Linked DNA regions of Mus musculus: region 2 is linked to region 1. Evidence: chromatin loops called from intact Hi-C (ENCODE). Cell type or tissue: gastrocnemius. All regions are shown on one strand. Links, peaks and the distances in the headings refer to the core of each region. The heading gives the core; the rest is flanking DNA. Region 1 holds the start of Ipo13 (importin 13). Region 2 overlaps Kdm4a (lysine (K)-specific demethylase 4A).

Region 1 (5,365 bases), core at 217-5,216:
ATATTAACGAATACAAGTGACAATATGAAGTACCAGGCAACTACACTCAATATCTCATGCTCTCTTATTTAACTTTCATACCAAAACATGTTTTCAGCCAATATCCTTTGACTTTTTCCCCCCTCTTTAGTAGTGGGATTGAACCTAGGGCTTGTACGTGTTCAGCCAGCACTACTACTAAGCCTTGATATCCACAGCCCTTTAAAGTTTTAAAGAACAGCAACTGACTATGTTACCTGTGTGTGTGTGTGTGTGTGTGTGTGTGTGTGTGCGCGTGTGCGTGTGCGTGTGTAGGAGCAGCTCTAGCCTACTGCATGTAACAGTTTCTGTTCCTTAATGGCTTAAAGCAAACAGCTTTAGTCAGCTTAACAGTAACTGTCTGCTTCTCTCTTAAAGGAAAAAAGGTTACCATTAAACTTATCACAAATGGTAGAAGAGCAAAATCATCACATACAGTCCCCAATTTAAAGCATGTGGCACAGCACATATGTACTAATGGGAGCTGCTGATCTCCCGCCCTGAGTAAAGGCCACAAAAGAGCTGCCATTACTCAAGGAACCGAAACACTCTTTACTGAATTCCAAGGGCCAGCTTGGACACAGCGTCCTGTTCCAACACTACAATTACCCTGTGCTTTGTATGATTGCCTCCATTTTTGCTTAGAAGTGGTTCACTCAAGGTCTCACAGTTAGTAAACATACTCTGCAATTCAAACTCAGACACAACTATTGACAAGGCTTGAGCCATTAGCCACGCCTCTACAGCTTCCCTCTCCATCTCTACCTAGGATTCCCAAAACCTTTCTCTCAAGTGTCAGGGTCAGGTCTCTAGTCTTGTTCTTCTAGCCTAACTTAAACCCAAAAGAATCCCAACAGACCATTTTTCCTTTCTTTCTTTCTTTTTTCTTTTTGTTTTTTCGAGACAGGGTTTCTCTGTGTAGCCCTGGCTGTCCTGGAACTTACTCTGTAGACCAGGCTGGCCTTGAACTTAGAAATCTACCTGCCTCTGCCTCCCAAGTGCTGGGATTAAAGGCATGTGCCATCACTGCCTAGCCTCAACAGACCATTTTTTTTTCTGTATAAAATCCTTCAGGAAATTTATACTGGCTTCAGGAAGAAAAAAAAAGGGTTGGAGAGATAGCTCAGTGATTAAGAGCACTGGCTGCTCTTCCAGAGGTCCTGAGTTCAATTACCAGCAACCACATGATAGCTCACAACCATCTGTAAAGGAATCAGATGTCCTCTTTCGGTGTGGCTGCAGACAGTGACAGTGTATTCACATACATAAAATAAATAAATATATCTTTAAAAACAAACACTTATTTAAAAGAAAAAAACTCTCGAGCTTGGCTGCCAAGGTCCTACATGATTTGACGAGTCCCTGGCCTTGCAGTTGAGTGGCTAATGAGGACATGCACACGGATATATAAAGGAGTCACGTTATGGGCTTGGAAGAAAAGCCAGGAATCTCACTCAAGAGCTCGAGATGCCGCGGTGGAGAAGACCACGCTTGGCCTTAAGAATCACCGGGAACTTCTCGGTGATGCGCCAGGCTCCTGCTCAGGGGCTGGGAAGGAGCGGGACCGTATCGAAGCACAGCAAGTCAGGAAAGTGACATGAGCTGAAACTGGGCTGTGCACCTCGTGGGGGTGGCATCTTTATGACTGATGAGTTTGAACTTTAAACATGGAGGAGAGCCACTGGTTGGAAAGGAAAAGATTAGAGCCTCATTTTCAGACCGTCAATCTGACTGTTGGGCTGATAGAGGGTACAGGCGGGGCAAGCAGGAGGCTGTCGAGAAATCTCTGCTAAAGTCTGGGAAAAGAGACAATAACAGCTGGGATTAGGGAGGTGGTTACAGAAACTGGAAATAATAGATCTGCAATATTATTTGCTGGGAGCAGGATGCTACGGACTTAGTGACTGGCTGAGGGCAAGTGAACAGGCCAATGTGTTAATAGTCTACCAGATAATTTAGTTGTTTAATGTCTGCCTCACTTTTGCCACAGTGAGAATAGGGACCGTGTCTCGCCTGCATCTTTTGTCTCCGTAGGATGACGCGTATGACAGACACCCCATTGATGCCTACGGGATGGATGGGGCGCTCCCTTTCTGGGAAGCTGGAGAGTAACTCACCTTTGGGCATCAGGTTGGGAGATGGCATTGACAATGGCCTCCACGCTGCTGTCAAAGAGCTCTGAGTCCTGCAGAGCGGCGAAGGCAGCCTGAATGAGCGCCTCACAGTCCTGCAGGGGTACCTCCAGCTGCACCCAACTGGAGAAGCACTTGAGCACCTTCTGACGCACACAGCTAGGAGAGCTGGGCTGTTGTAGCAGTTGCTCCAGCAATGGGAAGACAGTCCCACACTCCACAGCCAGGCTGGTCCGCACCAGACCTTTGCGGTACTGGGGCAAGCGGCTGGTCTGAAACTCCTCGGGCAGTACTGTCAGCAACTCTAGCAGGGCCAGGCAACGGCCCTGGCTATCCACCGGCGAGTCCTCAGCCTGGAAGAGCCGAACCATATCTGCCACAGCACATGGCCAAGCGTCAGGCATCATGCTGAGAGCTAGTGAGGCCAGCGCCACGCACAGCCGAGTCAGCACAATTTTGGAGCCGCTGGCAAAGCGGGTGATCTGGGTGAAGAGCTGTGCCTTTAAGCTTTCATACTGGTCGGTGGGGATGTCGCTCCAGTAGCGAGAGATCTTGATGTGCAGGGCACTGGCCCCAAAGTACTGGATCTCGGGCACCTTGTCTGGCTGTAGTAGCTGCCAGCTGAAGTGCCAGGCCTGTGGAGAGACCTGGGCCTGCATCAGCCACTTCTGAGCCAGGTTCTTGTTGTCAATATTGGGGTCGTAGTAGAGCTGGTGCAGCGCCTGCAGGACAGCACAGGACTGAGCAGGTGCTGGCTACTCTGGATCCTGCCAGAGCCCAGAACAGAGGGTGGGACTCGGTCCTGCAAGATGCTGCCTCTCCCTGACTTGGGGGAAGACGGAGTGAGTAGGAAGGGAGAGAGCTCAGGATTCCGCTGACCTTTTGAAAGCCTGAATCTTGCCCATGCTCTATCATATTCTCTTCTTATAGTACAAACGGGTTCTGAGAGGGACTCTCCACAGGAAAGCAGAAAAGGCCGGGGCTGGGCTCGTCCCACAGGGAGGTATGTAAGGGCAAGGCCTAGGAGGAGGGAATGACTCCACGGGGAATAAATGTAAGCTCCAGACAAGTACAGAACAGCCTGAAGGAGCCTGGCTCTTTAGATACAGCTCCTCCCATTGATTCCAACAAGCAAACTCCATCTGCTCCCCCAGGATCATCCCGAGGTCACTCCAGAGGCTGGCACTAAAGCCAGTATGAAATCTGAGAAGGACTGCTTCAGGCCAGGTAGCTCTGGAACGGATACACTGGAAGGGAGGGTGGGAACATACATCTTCAGAGAGTACAAGTAAGTCTCCAATCAGATGATGCAGAGAGGCCTTGGCCAGAAGCAGCCTAAGCAAGTGCCTACCCGGGAGCTGTCAGCAGCAGAATCCCCAAGGCCCAACTCCATTGGGACTTCATGCAGAGAGAAAACAATGGCTCATCTCCCTGGCAGCACATGAAACCAACCATGTGCCACCATGCCAACACTGTCCAGCCCCAAGGGCCAGCCAGGTTCCCTAAATGGACTCCATCCAACTAGGATTAACCAAATCTGTACCCTCCCGCCCCCTGAAAGCCAGTTATGGCTACTGTCCCTTGTACAGCCAGCCACTCAAGGAAGCAAAAGGAGACAAGAGACCGAACAAGAAGATATGTGTTCTCAACATTTGTTAGGTAAACAAGCCTCAAGAACAACAAATGTTTTTCTATGACTGCCCCTTGCTATCCAGTAGGATACCCCTACCTCTCGGATCATCCTTGGGAGTATTGGGGGTGGGGCGGGTGCATTCCTGCATTCCAGGCTGCTGGGAGAAGAATAGAATAGAAAAAGATGGCCTGGGCAATGGAGAAGTCTGGAAGGAGGCCATGGCAGAAAGCCATGTGGGCAGGTAAGGAAGGAAGGGCCCTGTAAAGTTGCCAGCAGAGCCAAGCCCCTTGGACCCAGCACAAAACAAGAGAGCCAGGCACACTCCTGCCTGTCCAGGACCGGTTTGACTTCCATCCAATAAGGAAAAGACCCTTTCTGAAGATAAATGAACATATAACTCAGACGGGTTTAGCTCCAGATATCTTTGTGAGCCTTTGACTGAAAAAAAGTGAGTCGGGTCCAGGATCATTCAGCATCCGTGTGGTTTCTAACGTGGGGGTGGGGGTGGCTGAGTGGCAGGTCTTGTGAGTTTCTGGTTCCCTCCAGAACTCCGCCTGCTTTTCTCCTGGATCTGGGCAGGAGCCGATTTGGTTATAAGTCTAAACCCTTCAGCACCCTACAGGGAACAACCTAAGATCCTAGAGTATCTATCCGAAAGGGGACCTGTGTCTACAGAAAGCCCAAAATAGCCCATTAGGCACTGCAACACTGCTGTCCAAGCCGGCTGCCCAAGAGAGATGGTAAATACCAGGTGCTCTGGGGGCATCATCCCAGCGGGCACTGAGCCCGCGTCTGAGCTTTGGCATTAGTGTCAGTCCCCAGAACTTCTGCTCTGTCACTGGAGTGCCCACCCCAAGGCCCTCATACCTTCTCCACGTTCTCCACAGTGAAGTCCAAGGCTGGTGCTGCTCCAGCCCCTGCAGCCCCCAGCTGCTCCTCCCGCCGCTCCATCTTTGCTCCCTGCCTGGCAGGGAGGTGGACCCTGATCTCTTTCTTGCCCCAGCCCTTTGGCTGTCGGCCCCCTGCTAGACCCCGGCTTGAGTACCCGGGAGGTGGTGGGATGAGGGGATGCCCAGGGCGGGCATGGCTGCCGAGGCCTGCCCACCTCGTTTGGAGGGGGAGTGGGTTGCAGAGGTCAAAAGATGTGCTCTTCGGAAAGGGACCCGCTAAGGCGGCTCCCAGAAGGGAGGCGTCCGTGAGGTACTCCCAGACAAGGGTCCTAGTGGGAGGTCACAGCTCTGTCCCTTGAATCAAAAGTCATAGGGGAGGGAGGCCTATAGGGGAAACAGAGGCCCTGGCCCGTGAGGGGTCACAGAATCAACGGCCTGTACCCATAACACCCCAGTCTGGACGAGCTTCTAGATGCTATGAGGTCAGGGGGGCTGGGAGATCACCCGGGAGAGAGCCCTTCGCGAGATACGGAGACGTCCAAGGAAGCACGGGATTGCAGTTTCGTGAGTCTGGGGCAGAGTCGGTAGAGTTGGGGGACTGAGATAGGTCCCCTCCGTTCGCCTGGCCCGCGATCTGTTCGCCTCCCGGCGTTGGCCCCGCTACGGTCGCTGCCTCCGCCCCAGTGACTGAC
Region 2 (5,365 bases), core at 310-5,309, 240 kb after region 1:
ACCATGATCCTTATTCCAAGGACAGAGCCGGGAAGCGCGTCACCCTCTGAGCCTATGCCATTCAAGAAACTCTGGCCCCCACCTAAGAGAGCTGCTGACAGTAACAATCAGGCAGTCACGTCCCTCACAAACACGGCACAAACAGTTCTCTGCTTTGCTGCCAGTTAATACAAAGAAGTAGCTGTTGATCCAGCATGTGGGTCTAGATGCCATCCTTCTGCATGCATGAGCCTGGGCCCTGCCAAGCTCAGGGCAGCTGGGCCACTTTAACTGCCATAGGGAAACTGCCTACCTACTGCCACACGGCGTAGGACCCATTTGAGCCTGAGTTGGTTACTCGGCACCTGACTGCTGTGAATTCCTGTCTGACCTTCTGGAGCTCGACCCAAAGCGATCCACACTGTGAGGTCATCAGTGGACCGGCATGGGAAGCCCACAGTTGAGCCCAGCCTTCACTGTGGCAGAGCCTCTGCCCTCCCGCCTCCCTGGCCCCAGCTGCCTTCTGCTCAGGCAGCACTCACTATGACAATGAGGAGGGGAAAAAAGAAAATGGCATGAGAAGACCGGGCTCCTGGCCCAAGGCTAATGTCAAATGGGAAAGAAACTGCATTCTTGTACCCTAATTGATCAGGACTGCATAGGATCGAGAAGAAAGAGCCCTGGTCCAGAAAGATAAGAAGAAACATGCTCTGCAAACATCGAGATCTGTGTCACAAACAAGGGTCACCAGATCAAAGCATTCTTAAGTGTTATCTGCCTGGCATAGCCACGCGAGCATTAACAGAACGAGGATACTAGGGGAAAGGCCTCCTAAGACAAGCAGTGACAAACCTCGCACCCACAATTAAACCCCGCTTCCTCCAATTGCTGGCCCAGGATATCTGGCGGCAGCAAAGCACGCTCACCTGATGGTAGGTCTGGAAGATCATACACACAGCACAGTGAGGGGCCTGTTGGGCCATGATCTCATTGAATTCCTTTTCAGCCTCAAAGTTCGGGGGTCGGTTCTGCCACAGCTGGCTCAGAGGCTTGGCCCAAGCCTCTGTCTCCTCAGCCTCCTCCTCGGGGGTCAGCTGCTCAGAAGTCTCTAGAGGAGGAAACAGAAGTGTGAGTTAGCACCAGCCTGCACACAGGAGGTCTGCCTACAGTGCGGAGGAGTTCAGCCAGTGGCCCTGGCTCCAGGTTAGGACTAAACTCAGGATTCCAGAGGATGATAAAAGGCAAAGGCCAAACAATTACCAACAGACTCCTTTTAGGCCAGGGTGACTTAACTGGGATGTGAGTGGGGACATGGGGGACTAGCCCGGGAGACTTAGCTGGGATGTGAACGGGGACATGGGGGACTAGGGTGGCTGTCGCAACTGCTTTCTGTTGTCAGACTGGCTCAAGGTCTCTATTCTTCCTCATGTTCTGGGTGCTCATCCCACTCTGTCCCCTGTAACAGCTGCCACATTCAACCCTCTGCCCTCTGTGGGCAGCAGAATAAAGCAGCAGACAGTCAGGAACTATGCGGTTTGCTGCCTCCAAAATGCCAGCGAGTCAAGTCCGTTCTCCTCTGGGCTTTCCCTTCAGTTGTCCTGGGGAAACAGGCCAAGACAGGACTAGTAAGGATGAAAGGTGTTACATCATGGCCCTTGGTCAGGACTTTCCCCGCTCACTCTGGAAAGTCCAGGTCGTGGGGGAAGAACAATCTGCCTGGTGGGGGGCGCCGGGGGGGGGGGGGGGAGGCATCCCAGGATCTCAGGAGATGAATCTTCTTCCTGGCCACTAAATGTCTATGTCAACCAGGAGCTTGTGAGTGGAGAACTCACAGGCATAATCCAGTAGCCAGGAAATAAAACTGGCTACTGCATGTTCAAAGACTGGGAGAGAGGGAGGAAAATGCTGATCCTGAAGAGCATCAAGTATTATAAAGCCTCAACCAGCAACTTGCTGGCCTTCCTCAGAGCCCCGGGCCATAGACTCCTCATCTCTCTTCAGTGTGCTGGGCAGCAGCAGCAGGCCTCACAACTCAGGCACCCTTAACCACGACCAAGGAAAAATCCTCCTCTGGGTTCATCTTTCCACAAGAGTGAGACTCACTGCAGAGTGGAACACAGTGGAACTATTCTCACAAAGCAAGAAAGGTGCAAAGCCCACTAGTTCCTGGCACACACAAGGTCAAGGAGCAGGGCAGAACCTTAACAATTTTGAACGCTGGAGAGAACTCTGATAGAAGCAGGAGCAAACGTCGGGACAGATTGATGCAATAAACAGATGAGGAGGCGCAAGCCTGTAGGAAGTGCTGTTGCATGTGGAGATGAGAAGCCCCTGTTGTCTATCCCTCTGGCCATGCATTCAGTGGCTGACAGGAAATTGGCTTTGACAGTGCGCCCATCAGGCATCGCCATGAGGCTACTGCCCAGGGGACTGTGGATTTGCAAACCACTGCAGTGCTACTGGCTACGATAAAAACACTCCTTCCCCCAGAGGCCCGAGGTCTCTGCAAAGAAGCCTAGCGTAAGCTGTGGTGGGCACACCTATTGTAGGTGCCCACATGCTCGCTCTAGGCAACTCTAGCATAATGCAGAGAAGCCATTTCTTCCTCCACCTACCATAGTCAGGTTTCATCTACAGGGACCTGGCAGCTGCCACTGTGCACAGCCAGCCCCTGTGAAGGGCCACTGTAGCGTAAGGAGGTCAGTGTGAACGAGCCAGACAGCCTCTAAGAGCCCAGAGTGCCTGACCCCAACATGAGGGACCAAGATAGTACAGCAGGGACAGAAATAGACAAGCTCATAGACCCGTCTTCACATACTGACATCTGCTCTACTCACGAAGCCAAAAGTGGCCCAAACCATGACATATGTGAACACTGAATGCCAAGGGGAGACTTCCACTGTGTTAAGTGAAAATTGCAGAGATCAGAATTCTAACAGTTTACATATGTAAAGCTTCACGGAGCCTTATAGTCAAGACGTGTGCATCGCACTGAAAATGTTGTTATTCAGATAAAAATGCCTTTTTAAAAAGCCAGAAAAAGAGAGAGGAGAGAGAGACAGACAGACAGACAGAGAGAGAGAGGGAGAGAGAGAGAGAGCGCGAGCCAGCACGCACTTGGGAGACAGAGGCAGGTGGATCTGAGTTCAAAGCCAGCCTGGTCTACAGAGTTCCAGGACAGCCAGGGCTAAACCGAGAAACCCTGTCTCAAAAATAAATGAGAACAGTGAAGAGACCAGATAACCACATCCTCCTCTCAGGGACACAGCAGGTGTCCAGGAGAAGCCGAAGCTGCCAGAGCAGCACCTGAAAGCGGAGGGAAGAAGATCAGGAGGAGCTCAAGGCGAGCCTGGGCTATACCACAGCCTGGGCTATACCACAGCCTGGGCTATACTATACCCTGTGTCCATAATGTACCAGCAGAAAGAAAGCAGACAAACTCACAGTAAAAGTTCTGATAGCAATGAACACATGGGGGGGACCACACAGAGTCTCCTTTCACTTTGCCATGACTGAACACTGCTTATCACAAAAAGTAGAGACAGATGACATCAGTTACATAATTCCAAAAAGACATACTCAGACAACAATTCACACCTGGGCTGGAAGTGTGTGCTCTCAGTATTCACAAACTCCTCTTTGGATAATTTTTCTTTTGCCTCTTGGAAACTTTTTTTCCCTACGGTCTGTGTCTTTTTGTCTGATTGGTTAGTTTTTGCCTTTTTGAAACAGGGTTTTTTATTCTGTGTAATCTTGGCTGTCTAAGAACTAGCTCACAACCACCCGTATGACCCCTCCTCTGGTGCGTTTGAAGTCAGCTACAGTGTACTTATGTATAATAATAAATAAATCTTTGGGCCGGAGCAGTCAGGGACTGAGAGAGTGGAGTTGACCGGAGCGAGCAGAGGTCCTAAAGAATTCAATTCCCAACAACCACATGAAGGCTCACAACCATTTGTACAGCTACAGTGTACTCATATACATTACATAAAATAAATAAATAAATCTTAAAAAAAAAAAAATAACTCACTCTGTAGACCAGGCTGGCCTGGAACTCAGAAATCTGCCTGCCTCTGCCTCCCAAGTGCTAGGATTAAAGGCGTGTGGCACACCTGCCTGGCTAACCTGGGTCGTTTTAAAGCATCAAGGGAAGAAATCATACAAGAGGCAGAAGCTCTCTGAGCACAGACTCAGAGGGACAGCTGGGACAAGACTCAGAGTCTGGCCACTTCTGATCCCAGGGCCTGTAGGCTGTCCCTGTGCCCAGGCTGTCCCATACTTTCTAAGAGGAAAACTGAGAGATGAGCTGTGACAGCATGTCACAGGAGAGGAGAGGAGGAGAGGGGCTCCGCACTGGAGAGTCAGCAGTCCAAGTGGCTCTGGTTCCACAAGCATGCACGAGCCAGTACCTGGGAGGCCTGCCAGCACCAGCCTGCTGCTCCAGGCAACTGAGATGACCACTCCCTGCTGTTGTCAAGATGCGCTTCGAAGCTACACTTCCTAGTTCTTCTTGCACAGATCTCTTAGTTCCCCTTTCTGTCTCCTCCCCAGGCTCTTCTGCTCCTCTGTCCCACCTCCAGCCCCTGCTCAAGCTTCTAGGCATTCTTGATGAGTGAGACCCTTTCATTTAAAAATACTCCTCCACATCGATGTCTTCCCACATCAATTTTCTCTATCCACAGTAACCTTGGGTTTCTGAAGCCAAAAGCCTTAGGACACAAAGATGAGGCCATCAACTCATCTTCTTCCCTGTGGTCTACCCTTCCAGCTCTGCAGACTGCTGCCCAATCCGGCTGGCGCCGTCTTCACTACTTCCGCTTCTCCCACCCCACCAGCATCCGGGCCCAGTGGTGTCTGGGAGCAGTCCTTCCAATGCCAACCCCACTGTGGTGCTCCCCTTCTTCAAACACACCTCCACGGTTCCCTATTGCGTGTGAGGACAGCCTCAGTAGGCTCGTGAGAGGAGCTGTGGACGGCCAGCCCCACGCCTGCCTTGCCCCTCAGCTCAGTTCAGGCGGCAGCGGTGTCCTCCAGCTTGAGCTAGGCAGCACTGCCCGGCAGCTCCCCTGCCTGCACCCCCATTCCCCGTCTCATTCCTGCTGTCCCCTCAGCTTGGATAGGGCTCCTTTCTTTACATCCCTTTAGCTGGCAACCCCACTCCTCGGTGGGCACCTTGAGGGCAGGCACATATCTTAGCCAGCTGTGCATGCACAGAGCTTGGTATCACTGACGCAACTTACTATCCTGAAAAACCAACCTTGTACCTCCTAGGAAGAGAAAAGAAAGAGGCTGCGTACAATCACACAGCCCACCAGCTCTGAACTGTCCTGGGCCCTGGGCCCACGCCCACCCCTGACCTCTGACGCCCGGTGAGGGCAAGGCTCGC

What was found. A loop is a pair of places that touch in the nucleus more often than their neighbours do. Peaks named below come from ENCODE experiments on the same cell type or tissue, not always from the same donor. Only the 100,000 strongest peaks of a DNase experiment are listed, where the experiment ranks them.
Region 2: a loop joins it to region 1, with 15 times the contacts of the local background. A loop is called at or near these places in 2 of 42 quality-filtered maps.

What each region holds. Positions count from the first base shown.
Region 1 is chr4:117,909,638-117,915,002 of GRCm38, forward strand. It overlaps Ipo13 (importin 13), which reads right to left and starts at 5,362. Exons shown (of 20, transcript NM_146152.3): 1 at 4,651-5,362; 2 at 2,136-2,872. The coding sequence starts at 4,734. In gastrocnemius, for the core only: no CTCF peak of the experiment used is centred there; DNase peaks (open chromatin) are centred at 2,583, 2,817, 3,578, 4,008 and 1 more place; H3K4me3 peaks cover 5,000 bases; H3K27ac peaks cover 5,000 bases.
Region 2 is chr4:118,147,780-118,153,144 of GRCm38, forward strand. It overlaps Kdm4a (lysine (K)-specific demethylase 4A), which reads right to left. Exons shown (of 22, transcript NM_001161823.1): 13 at 906-1,087. Among named protein-coding and RNA genes, the nearest start is that of St3gal3, 16 kb to the left of the region's middle. In gastrocnemius, for the core only: no CTCF peak of the experiment used is centred there; DNase peaks (open chromatin) are centred at 327, 2,388, 2,699, 3,157 and 3 more places; H3K4me3 peaks cover 2,316 bases; H3K27ac peaks cover 5,000 bases.